Regions from separate parts of the Homo sapiens genome. Here region 2 is linked to region 1. A link is an interaction called in ENCODE POLR2A ChIA-PET data of the cell type or tissue named here. Cell type or tissue: A673. All regions are shown on one strand.

Region 1 (2,500 bases):
CGTAGGGCTGTGTGCAATTCTTTTCTCTCCAGGTGGGGTGATGTCGGTCAGCAACTTCTGAGGTTTTCCCAGTTCTGGCGAGGATGAGCCTGGTAGACTGCTTGGTCGTCCAAGTTCTTGTGCAAGACCTAAGGATGCTTTCCTCTTTGAGTATTAAACTGAGTTAGTACTGCCATGCCAGCTCAGTCCCGGCACCTTCCCTTGCAGTGGGGTTTGTGGGTATTATGTGTTTAGCGCTTGTGCAAGTCTGTCAAAACTCCTGGTATCAATGCATTTAATCAGAGGATTAATTACAACAATACTGTTGAAGTGGAGGACGTGGGCCTCAACGTGACCAGCAAATGAAGGGCTTAATTATACAGAATCAGCCACACATCTGGCCTCATTTTGACTGTGCTCTTACCTCAAATCAGTAGAGAAATATAATTTCTTGCTGCTCTTAGGGAAGAGTCCTGTAATTTGCAGGAAGTCCTAAGAAACTTAAAGAGGCAGTAAATAAGGTATAACTTTCGCTAATAAAATAGTAACAACAGCAATGAATTTGGACCTGTGGCCACTAACAGGAGAGGGCTGGGTATGTGCCCTGGCTTGCCCGGTTTTGCTTGCTTTTCTGAGCATTTTCCCACAGTTATCAGTGAACGAAATGGAATCCTACTCTGCTTTGAGTATGAAACATATTTCGGCTGAATTCCAAGGCAGGGTCTATCACAAGATATTTTTATATTCAGAGATGACCTGCTGTGTCACTCTGAGAGCGCTAAGCTGGCCTTGAGTTATGAATGAAACTCCCTTTTACCCTCCCTTTTTCTCTTTTTCCTTTATCTTATAGGTGCTTTCTCTTCTCTTGGCAGCAGTGTGCTTCTGGTGGCACAGCACGGTATTATTTAATCTATACACGCTTCTATTTCCTATGGCTTGGTTTCTGACACAGCAAAGCAGGGATTCATAACCTAGTTCATGTTCCTTGTCTACCCCACCTGCCTTGAGTACATTTCTTCAGTGCCAAGATAGCAGAAGCTTCATTTAAACGCTGGTGTTTTGTGAGACTGACCTTACTGTAAATTACGAAGGAAAATTTTAGAAAAGGAGGGAATTTGCTAATAGCTTAGGTTTGGCTGGGGGTGGGGAGGTGGAATTCTGAGATAAGCTTGGAAGATAAAAGGTGCCTTCAGTTTAACAGCTGGCATCTTGCCAGTATCCAGGGAATTTGTTTAGTTAGTAGACTCTGATTATTCTTGGAATGTTAGATCTTATTAACAGATAAGTTCATCAATAAATATAACCCATGGGTGTGCGGTTGTTTCTCCCTTTGTACTTTCTTCCCTGGGATCTGCCCCCAACTCCACCGCCCAAGTGAGGTTGACTTCTTTGTCTTGCAGAGTCACTTTGCATCTACCCCCTCCTGTTTCCTAGAGTTACCCGATACTTGTGGGAGCCAGGATGGTCTCACATAGACAGAGTTTTCAAAGGGGTTCTAAAAAGGAAAAGGGGGCCTCCCTAGAGACTGCCTCACCAGGGCCCAAAGTGTAACCTTAGCAATACCCCCTCGGTACAAATACCTGGTTAGGTTAGCTTAGAATAAATTCTTTGTGTGTGTGTGTGTGTGTGTGTGTGTGTGTGTGTGTGTTTCCTCATGCACTAGGGTCAGGGTCTGGAAAGTTTTGGGAAACTATATGCTAAATACTCTCATATCATATAGTGAGGTGGCATTTCCTGATCTCAACTTTGAGCTGCCTGCATGCATGTTGACTCCAGTGCGTCCCTGCCAGGTGAAAGGAGTCATTTGTCAACCTGGGAAGAGTGCTGACAAAGGAAGGGGAGTTGGTTTGGATTTAAACATCCAGGAACTCAATGCAACAACCAACAGAATTTTTATTTTGGCATTATGGTTTTGTTTGGTGGGGTATTCTGGGAGGCCAAGAATGTACGAGATTTTGGAAAGTCGACCCTGTTTCTGAATTGCTAAATTGTTTGTTTGTCTTGCAGAGGTCCTATACGTTGCTTGTGGAGGCGTGGGATTCCAGTAATGACACCGTTCGTAAGTATCGCTTCTGTGGACTTTTCTCTAAACACACGTGGAAGTGTGGGGCTTGGCCAACCAGTTGGAGCTGGATCTGTCTCCTTAGTACTTAGCATTTCTGCCACCTCTTGCCTTCTGTTCTCCCCTGTACCCCAGGGTGAACCTTCAGTGGAATGTATTCCTTAACTTTTCTAGGATTTTTGCTTGGAATATTAAGTGGCCAGAACAGAATCCCAGTTAACTCATTCCCTGATTATGAAACCTAGATTATCTTCGGGATAGAGATCTTAATGGTTTTACAACTTTAAAACCTTGTAGTCTGCTAAAGGATCAAAGTAGTGACTTTTTAAAAGTCCATTTAAACTTTAAGTGAGTGTTTAATCTCTCATCAGAAAGATAAAGCCATAAAGGTGGTGCTGGGCTCTAGAGACCGACCTTGAATTTCACTTGGTGGGCAGGTGAGCTTCTAGTCTCTCCGGG
Region 2 (2,500 bases), 1.0 Mb after region 1:
CTACCAGATACATGGAGATATGGAGCTCTGGAAATATGTTGAGGATGACTCAGAATTGAATTTTTGATTTGATTTTATTTTAATTAATTTTAATTTAAATAGTCACATATGTCTAGTGGGTACCATATTGAAAGGGAAGATCTAGATCATCTGTTATTTGGATAAAGTCTTGCCTAGCATTACCTCAAAATGGTTAGAGATAACTGTAATATATGATCATGTTTTGCTTTCTTAAATCTAACATATAATCACGTATATATTTGGTTTTGGTTTTGCTAATGAGTGAATTATATCGTGGTTGAGTATAGGTTTCCCAGTCCTTTCCTTTCAGGCTGGGCTTGCTAGAAGCAGAACCTCAGATGGGGATTCTTCTGCAAGTGACTTACTGAGGGAGATGTCTCAGGAGGCACCCGTGACAGAATAAGGTAGGCAGGAGAGTGCTGAAGAATATTATGGACAGAGCTGTGGTTTCAGTTCCAGTCTAGCCTGAGCCTGAGACCATGGAGTATCAATGGCACCATGGGGTTGTCTCACCTGGAGATAGCAATTCTGACTTTTATTACCATTTTTCAATAAGTCATTAGCTGAGACCATCCCCAAAGAAAGGCATAACACCGCAGGCCCCGCTGCATGAGGCTGTGAGCACTCTCTGGATAACTGTGGGCTGTTCTCAGGAGGAGTGGCCTGCCATTGCCCGTCAGCCACCACACTCAGACCTAAGTCAACTGCAGGACTGTACTTATTTAAACTTCAGGTTTTTAGATAATAAGCCCATTGGTATTCTCATTCTTTCTTGGAAGTATGTAAGAGTTTTTTTCATTCTTAGAATTAAGGAATTTTCTAGGATATGCCTACATAAGTATTTTTTTTTTTTTTTTTCAAATCAGCCCATTAATATTCTCTCTTTCCTGGAAATATGTAAGAGACTTTTTTTATTCTAAGAGTGAAAAATTTTTCAGGATATGCCTAGGTGTGTCTTTTTTTTTTTTTTTTTTAATCAGTCCTGCCCTGAACTTAATGACATTTTTTTAAGCTGTCTATTCAGGTCCTTAGCTCAAGGAAATTATCATCTATTATTTGTTAAATTCTGCCCGCCATCTGTTCCTTTTTATTCTTCTGACACTCCCTTATTTTGCATGTTAAGTCTCTTTTTCCCCTATGACTTTCCTCTCTTTATATTTTTGCATAGGTTTTGAGACATCTCTTCTACTTGTCAGTCTAAACCTCATGTCTCAGCAGTGACCATCTTCTCCTTCAATCAATGCTTTGAATTGCCTATTTCCAGACACTCTCTTTTGTGTCGTGCTTGAATCAACAGAGATGCTCTTGTTGCTTTTTACATTCAAGTTGTCATCTGTCTCTTCCGGTAGCTCTGTTTTGTTGGGTAAGAGTTTAATCTGTTCTGAGCCATTGTTCTCTCTCTCTCTCTCTCTCTCTCTCTTTCTCTCTCTCTTTCTCTGGCTGCTGGATACCTTTGGTTACAATATATTAATATATATATATTTTTTCTGGCTATTTTCTTTCTCTGTGTGGTAGTAGTCCCATGATTAGAGGAAGACAAAATGGAAACTACACCTGGGGACTGATGGCGTCATGCAGGCAGACTGTCAATTCCCCATTGAGATGCACGGAGGAAGCCCTCTCTTCCTCCACCATCTCTCAGACTCTCCCAACCTCCAGGGCAGAGACTCTGTATAGCTTTTAAACACCACATCTCCAGAGCTGGGAAATCCATGGTGCCATAGTTCACGGTCTTGGGTCCCCATATCACTGTGAGCCATGTTCTTCCCAGGACCTGAGCCTGCTGTCCACCCATGAGCAGCTAGAGCGCAACCTCTTCCCCATCCAGGTGGAAGCAAGCCCACAAGCTCTCTCTGTTGAGATGTCCTCAGCACCCAAGCCTTGCTGGTCCAACTGCCCATCAGCCCCAGACGCCATGTGGTCAAAAGAAGTGGACACCCTGGAGTTGAACATGGAGGAGAGGGAGAATTGTTTAGGTCATGATGGTCCCAGAATCCTCCTCCTGCTTTCCGCAATCCTTCTGAAGAGACCTGAATTCAAATTTTCATTGTTCCCTTTTAGGATCTTTGTTTCAACAAATGCCAGCCAAATACCAAGCCCAGTGCTGAGGACACAACATTGAATAAATCAGGGATGAGTCCTTCCTTCTAGGAATGTTTACTCCAAAGGGGAAATAATTGTCCATGTGATCTAGCTCTAATTACAGAGTGTTGTGAATGGGCAAATAAAGGCTGTGGTGGAGGGCAGTGTTGCTGATTCATATTTCTGCCCTCACTTTCTGTACCCACCTTGTTACAACAGAACTTCCGTCCATGTTATCTGTACACTAAAGGTGTCCATTTCATTCCATCTCATCCTTGGACAACGTTTAACAAGTTGCATGTGAAAAAAGGTGGCTGAGATGATGGAAAATCTAGAATTCAGGTGATCTGATGATTGGCTGAGAGTACTGATGATTGGCTGAGAGCACTAATGATTG

What was found. ChIA-PET counts read pairs that join two places held together with the same protein. Peaks named below come from ENCODE experiments on the same cell type or tissue, not always from the same donor. Only the 100,000 strongest peaks of a DNase experiment are listed, where the experiment ranks them.
Region 2: POLR2A ChIA-PET joins it to region 1 with 8 read pairs; 2 of 35 experiments call an interaction of 5 or more read pairs at or near these places.

What each region holds. Positions count from the first base shown.
Region 1 is chr20:10,663,501-10,666,000 of GRCh38, reverse strand. JAG1 (jagged canonical Notch ligand 1) reads left to right here. Exons shown (of 26, transcript NM_000214.3): 3 at 1,987-2,038. Among named protein-coding and RNA genes, the nearest start is that of JAG1, 9.2 kb to the left of the region's middle. In A673, no CTCF peak of the experiment used is centred here; no DNase peak of the experiment used is centred here; H3K27ac peaks cover 409 bases.
Region 2 is chr20:9,619,901-9,622,400 of GRCh38, reverse strand. The region is part of intron 3 of PAK5 (p21 (RAC1) activated kinase 5); the gene reads left to right. It overlaps LOC101929348 (a long non-coding RNA gene), which reads right to left and starts at 2,394. Exons shown (of 3, transcript XR_244242.4): 1 at 2,310-2,394. In A673, no CTCF peak of the experiment used is centred here; no DNase peak of the experiment used is centred here.